Linked DNA regions of Homo sapiens: region 1 is linked to region 2. A link is a contact called in ENCODE Hi-C data. All regions are on one chromosome and are shown on one strand. Each heading gives the region's core, a stretch centred on a gene start or an enhancer-like site at or near the end of the contact. The rest is flanking DNA. Distances are from core to core; before and after follow the strand shown. Region 1 holds the start of CENPH (centromere protein H). Region 2 overlaps PIK3R1 (phosphoinositide-3-kinase regulatory subunit 1).

Region 1 (3,494 bases), core at 314-2,813, 910 kb before region 2:
ATTTACAAACACAGATTTTTATCAGGAGATACAGAAAAATAACAAAGATACTAATCCTTGGATTACTAATTCATATAGTTTTTCAGTTGTTCTATAAATCCAAAAATCATACATAAGTAGAAAAACTATGAGCAAATGGTAATTTAAGATGACAGCAAGGGTGAGGAGGAAAAAACAATAAAAAAGAAATAGACATCTTTTCATTTTTCAAAACATTTAAGAAAGAAAAAAATGGTAATTAATTTTTTTTTTTTGAGTCAAGAGTCTTGCTCTATTGCCCAGGCTGGAGTGCAATGGCACAATCTTCTGCTCACTGCAACCTCTGCCTCCCGGGTTCAATCAATTCTCTTGCCTCAGCCTCCTGAGTAGCTGGGATTACAGGCGCCCGCCACCACGCCCAGCTAATTTTTGTATTTTTAGTAGAGACGGGGTTTCACCATGTTGGCCATGGTTGGCCAGGCTGGTCTTGAACTCCTGACTTAAGGTGATCCGTCTGCCTCGGCATCCCAAAGTGTTGGGATTACAGGCGTGAGCCACCGCGCTCAGCCAATAATGATTTTTTTAAAACTACCTCTGTTATGATATAGAACAGAGGACCGCAAATTTTTTTCTGTAAAGGACCTGATAGTAAATTTTTTAGGGTTTGTGAGTCACACGGTCTCTGTTTTAGCTACTCAATTCCACCCTTGTGGCAGGAAAGTTGTACTCCAATAAAACTGTTTATGGAAACTGAAACTTGAATTTCTAATAGAGTTCACGTGTTATGAAATATTTTTATGATCTTTTCCCTGCAACACTTAAACATAAAAACTATTCTTAGCTTGAGTGGTCACACAAAAATAGGCAGTTAGGCAGATTTGGCCCAGGACCTTCTCCTGCTCACTAGTTTAGAAGACGAATGTCCCTTCTCATCGAATCTTCCCCAGCAACCGCTTAGTGGAAAAGTATAAACACCGTCCGCTTAGTAGAATTTATAACATATAAAGCTTCTGGGTTACAAAGGGTCGTAGTTCTAAAAGAAATGGTAGGGGCACCTTCCTTCCAGTTTAGCTCTGGCATTCAATTTGTCTGTAAACCAGAGAGGTAGGGGGAGGGCGGGGAAACAGGAGGAGAAATTACAGCTTCTAAGGGCCCGGGGCACTGTGCTCAACACTTTCCTAGACTATCTCATTTAACCCTTGTAACCTCTCTCCAGGGGGTCATTTTTCTCTCCTTTTCGCTGATGAAGAAAGAGCTTCAACAGTTTAAGTGAATGAGGCAATCACGGAGACCTGACGTGACCGAGCGTGAATTCGAACCCTAGCCCTTCTGAGCAAGGGCGGAGTTCCGGGCCACAACGCCCACTTGGCCCCGGCTGAGGAGGCCAAAGGGAACAACCTGAGGAGCAGGGTCATGCGGTCCTCGCTGCACGCCGCCTGGGCGCCGGCGACCTGCGGTGGCCCGCCTGCCCGGCCTTCCCCTCCGGAGTCCGCGGGCTCGTCGGCGTCTTGCATCTGGGGCTGCTCCTCCATTGCTGGTTGAGGGGAAAGGCTACCACTCAACAGGCAAACGCGCTCAGAAAAGGTCGCTTTTCCCGCCACTAAATGGACGCCGGGAAAAGGCCCGAGGGCCCCGCCCCTTCCGCCCAGGGCCCCACCCTTTCCGCCTTGTTTTTCGGTTGCCGTGGTTACTACGGGCTCCTCTTTCATCCGGGCTCTACTGGTGAAAATAACTGCAGACGGCTGGTAAAAAGTTGGAATAGCTTTCGTTAAGCGTCGGATGTGTAGAGTGCTGAGTTAGGGGCTGGACTAGAGACGTTGGGACATCTCCCGGGAACAGCAGCCTGGAGGGGAAAAATCTCCTGACCTAAGTGGTCATTCGGCCTTGGCGCTTGGACACGGGAGTGCGGCGACAGCCATATGTCCATCCATCTTGGCACTTTTCCGTCCTCTGCCTTTGAAGATGGGTGTGCCCGGCAGGCTGTGAAAGATAAACATTAGAGGGTTGTTTAGAAGACTTTTTTGACCTGAGCCCATGAGGTGCATACCCTTTGTTTGGCGGAGAAACCAGTGGCTTCTGAAGATCAGGGACGGGCCACAAGTGCGAGGCATTGCAGACATTTCGAACCCAGACTTCCAGCCTGGAGACATCCACACGCTTCCAGTTTCTTGCACTGGTACTTCATTCTGTCATTATGATTGCCACCACTCGTAACTGAGAGTTGCGTGCCCTCAAGTTTTGAGTGTCTGCAGGGTACCTTTGAGCTTTCTTAGCTGTGTAGTGAGTGGGGGGAATGGAGAAAATGAAGGACAGATGACTGATTTGTAGTTTTTCATTTGGACACTGTCCTTGCCGCACAAGCACAGCAGCTTGAACCTCTTTGAACAAGAGTCGAGAGTTCTTTTACAGCTAATTACCCACTAGTTAAACTTGATCATACTGTGCTGTTTTCTTCCTCTCCATTGTCAATGTAATACGGCTCCTGACAAAAGTTAAATTCGCTGGGCGTGGTGGCTCACCCCTGTACTCCCAGCACTTTGGGGGCTGAGGCGGGTGGATCACCTGAAGTCAGGAATTCAAGACCAGCCTGGCCAACATGGTGAAACCCCGTCTCTACTAAAAATACAAAAGTTAGCTGCGTGTGGTGGCGGGCGCCTGTAATCCCAGCTACTCAGGAGGCTGAGGCAGGAGAATCGTTTGAACCCGGGGGGGCGGAGGTTGCAGTGAGCTGAGATCGCGCCACTGCACTTCAGCCTGGGTGACAGAGTGAAACTCCGTCTCAAAAAAAAAAAAAAAAGCCGGGCGCTGTGGCTCACACCTATAATCCCAGCACTTTGGGAAGCCGAGGGGGGAGGATCTCGAGGTCAGGAGTTGGAGACCAGCCTGACCAACATGGAGAAACCTCGTCTCTACTAAAAATACAAAATTAGCCAGGCGTGGTGGTGGGCACCTGTAATCCCAGCTACTGGGGAGGCCGAGGCAGGAGAATCCTTTGATCCCGGGAAGCAGAGGTTGCAGTGAGCCGAGATCACACCAGAGATGCACGCCAGCCTGGGCAACAGAGCAAGATTCCTTCTCGAAAAACAAACAAACAAACAAAAAAACAGTTCAAAAGACACAGAATGGACTGGTGGCGATGGCCCACGCCTGTAATCCCAGCACTTTGGGAAGCCAAAGCGGAAGGATCGCTTGAAGTCAGGAGAACAGCCTGGGCAGCATAGTGAGACCTCGTTTCTACTTAAAACAAAAACAAACAAACAAACAAAAAAACAACAGGTGTGGTGACTTAGACCTGTGGTCCCAGCTACTCAGGAGGCTGAGATGGGAGGATCACTTGGGCCCCAGCCGTTGAGGACTGCAGTGACCTATGATCGCACCACTGCTCTCCATCCTGGGTGACAGAGTGAGACCCTGTCTCAAAAAAAAAAAAAAGCACAGGATGTAAAATCAGGCATTAGGTTTGCTATTCCTACATGTAAACTTATGGAACATTTTCTTGTTTCCTTTCATTTTGT
Region 2 (3,652 bases), core at 449-2,948:
GCCTGGCTGTGCAATACCCAATTAAGAAAAAGCACAACTTAACTCTCCATTGCATGAAGATGAAACTGAGTCCCCATGCCTGCTCATACAGAGATAAATATGGTAATCTGCATATATTACCTATAATAAATATATTCATGGAGTTTCATTTTAAGTTCCAGGCATAAATTAAGACTACAAGCAACACCTTTTACTGGTCCTGAAACTTCACACGTATAGTACCCTAATTACTATTCTAAATGACCAGTGTCGATTAGCTAACTTTTAACTGGTATATAGCAAAATGAGGTTGTTTAGACTTTCCACGGTAGAAGAAAAATACATCAGTTTAAATTAAATGCATTGCTAACATGGTCTACATTTCCTGCTTTGTTAAATGGCTAACTGAACAGCAGCCTGCTTTCAAAGAAGTGTCTGGCTTGCTCGAACTTGCTGCAGGGAACACTGGTTTCATACTGCTTGCATTATTGAAAATGTTTATTTTGACAGGCATTTCTCAGCATACCCACTTCCAAAAAACACATTCTAAAATACTTTAAATTATATAGTAATTATAAATCCCCTACTTTGTAAGTATTAGAAAGAAAAACAAAAATGTCAACAACTAAAATGAACTCCATAAATCTCTTCAACAACCTGAAGCATAAATGTTGAAGGGTACAGGGAACTCTCCAAACTCTCACCTAAAACCAAGATAATTTAAAATCCACAAATGTTGAAACTCGGATAATAATTAACATATACACTACCACTCAGCTATTTTTTCTTTAAATCACAAGGTAACATATTACTACCAACTGTAATTCCATAAGAAGCTGTGTTACTTCAAAGGAGGTTTATAGCCATCATTTTTTAAGGCTCTAAAAAATGAACAATGAGAGAATGTTAAATGCTCAAAAAGCATTACCTGGTGCAGGCTGTCGTTCATTCCATTCAGTTGAGATTAAAATTTCTATAACTTTTATGAGGTTTTCAGTATTATCAGAGCTGTAAGAAAGAGAGTTTATTAGAAACCTTTTCCCTAAAAGCAAACTCATTTTCATTTATATACACTCAAGTGAATGTGTGTGATAGCATCTGCACATGCATCTCTGGAGTAGTATATTCAGAATACATTTTCATGACCAATCCATTTAGGACTACCCTCATCACCCCAAAATACATGTTTGTCTCCTTTCACTTACCTGGCTGCTGAGAATCTGAAAAGCATAGGGCTGAAAATTTCAGAGAGTACTCTTGCATTCAACAGATTTTTGCTGGAGGTTTGAGAGAGCTTGAAGAAATGTTTTAACAAATACTGAAGCGTAAGCCAATACTGATGAGGTATGCTAGGCGACCTAATAAGCTTCTTCAATAGCTGAATATATTCTTCGGAGCTTTGTACTTCTACAAGTTTAAAAAAAAAAAAAAAGAGAAATGAGTAAGCGACTACTTCCAGGTATCAGTGAATAAACACCTAGAAAAGTTCTGCTCTTTCTTCAAGCTATAGGAGTCATTTAAAAAGTTGTTGGGAGAAGCACACAGTACATTTGTCCTTCTCATTAGAAAACGCATTATGAGAAAGTAGAAATCTCAGGTCAAATGGAAATGCAAAAAGCTCAGTGTGTAAAGAAACCACAAGCTGTTCAGGGTGTGCTGGCAGCAACTTACCCAGTATTGAGCAGCTTCAAGTGTGATTGGCTAACTCAGAGGAGCATCAGATAAGTATCACAGGTTTTAACTTTGAAGGTTACGAACCAGTTTCCTGTCCCCAAAGCACTTAACTGAACCTTATCTCCTAAAACTGAGAGCCATCTTCCCTCAACACATTCTGTTATGGCCACTCAGGAAAGATGACAAGAACATCCCCCATCACTGGATTCTAGTCCCAGTTCCTTGAATCTGACACTAGTACTTGGAAGACCGTGTCCTTCATTGACGTACAAACTTTGTTAAGACCAATAGGTTAACAATGAGCCATTTCTGATTCTGACATGCAGACGGGCTTCCCAAGCAAATGAGAATCTGGGTCTTCTCTTGGATGCTTGGGTGGAGGAGGAAATTTGAGGTGGTATTGTTGGGGGAGGGACAGGTTATTACTACTATTTTCTAACCACTATTTCTATATATGCAAGACATATACAAGCACCTCTACATCTCCATGTATGTTCAATGAGGTTCCCAGAAGAGAAAAAACAAACCTGGAGCTAAAGAAATCATTTCACTGTAAACGGCTGCTGGAATGACAGGATTTGGTAAGTCCAGGAGATAGCGTTTGAAAGCGTCAGCCAAAACGTGCACATCGATCATTTCCAAGTCCACGGAGGGTGTATCTAGGAAACAATTTAAGAAATATTTCAGACATTTATTTTATAGAATACATCAGTTGGGCTAATTTTCTGAACAATTTGACTCACATGTGACAAAAAAAAAAAAAAATAAGGAAGCAATATGAGGATAAATACAAGACACAAAGTATTCGTTAGCCGTACTTCTTGTAGGGGTTGCTCCGGGCATTTGGGGTAGAACAATTTTTCCTGTGGAGGTCTCTCTGACATATTGCAAGCACTTAGGATGCCTGACCCCCTGCCCATGATGCCAGTAGCAGACCTCCACACTTTGGGGCAACAAAAAATAATGCCTTTGTTATGGGCTGAATTGGGCTGCATCTTCAGTGGTTACCTACCCCATCCTCTGTCCCACCCCTCTAAGCCCAAACTCCTAATGCCTCAGAAAGTGACTGCATGTAAGTTAAAATGAGGCCATTAGAGTGGACTCTAATCCAATGTAACTGATATCCTTCTAGGAGGGGAAATGAGGACACAGAGAGAGACACACTAGGGATGCACAGGCACAGAGGAGAAACGCTGTGAGGATGCAGTGAGCAGGTGACCATCTACAAGCCAAGGACAGAAGCCTCAGGGGAAACCAAACATGCTTTTTTCTCGGACTTCTAGCCTCCAGAACCACGAGAAGTAAGTTTCTGCTTTTTGAGATGGAGTCTCACTCTGTAGCCAAGGCTGGAGTGCATCTCTGGTGTGATCTCGGCTCACTGCAACCTTCACCTCCCGGGTTCAAGCGATTCTCCTGCCTCAGCCTCCTGAGTAGGTGGGATTACAGGTGTGTACCACCACGCCTGGCTAATTTTTGTATTTTTAGTAGAGACAGGGTTTCATCATGTTGGTCAGGCTGGTCTCAAACTCCTGACCTCGTGATCCACCCGCCTCAGCCTCCCAAAGTGCTGGGATTACAGGTGTGAGCCACTGTGCCTGGCCAAGTTTCTGCGTTTTAAGCCACGCAGTCTGTGGTAACTTGTTATAACTGCCTGAGCAAACGAATACAGAACCCAAACATTTCCTAACATCCTCTGAGGGTGGTTCTGCCCTGACTGAAAAGGGTTCTAACTAGGAATGGTTAGTCATATAGTAAATGTTTCCTAAAACCTCAACAGGAAAAATTTAAAAATGCATATTCCCAGATTTCCTAAGACTTGAGTTGATATGTCTCAGAATTCATGTAAATGTCACCAACAGAGTGATGGATTCAACAGTAAGATACTACAGACTTTTAGCAACCAATCTCAAGAATATCCATGAAAATAATTTGAACATTTTTAGAATGTTTCTCCCTAATTCTGTCTGAGTATTACTAATCTAACCTGTGGATATCAGAC

What was found. A loop is a pair of places that touch in the nucleus more often than their neighbours do. Pooled maps may share reads with other maps.
Region 1: a pooled map shows a loop between it and region 2 (4-fold over the local background). The contact joins the promoter of CENPH here to the enhancer-like site in region 2. A Hi-C loop is called at or near these places in 4 of 50 pooled maps.

The regions. Positions count from the first base shown.
Region 1 is chr5:69,187,652-69,191,145 of GRCh38, reverse strand. It overlaps CENPH (centromere protein H), which reads right to left and starts at 1,563. Exons shown (of 9, transcript NM_022909.4): 1 at 1,378-1,563. The coding sequence starts at 1,511. It overlaps LOC112267932 (a long non-coding RNA gene), which reads left to right and starts at 1,669. Exons shown (of 2, transcript XR_002956215.2): 1 at 1,669-2,155. RefSeq lists a silencer at 1,512-1,631 and enhancers at 1,490-1,784, 1,712-1,951.
Region 2 is chr5:68,278,262-68,281,913 of GRCh38, reverse strand. It overlaps PIK3R1 (phosphoinositide-3-kinase regulatory subunit 1), which reads right to left. Exons shown (of 16, transcript NM_181523.3): 5 at 2,181-2,312; 6 at 1,185-1,386; 7 at 908-987. Among named protein-coding and RNA genes, the nearest start is that of PIK3R1, 64 kb to the right of the region's middle. Within about 2 kb of position 1,698, at least 3 of the 41 ENCODE cell types and tissues checked have a DNase peak (open chromatin) inside an H3K27ac peak, as active enhancers do.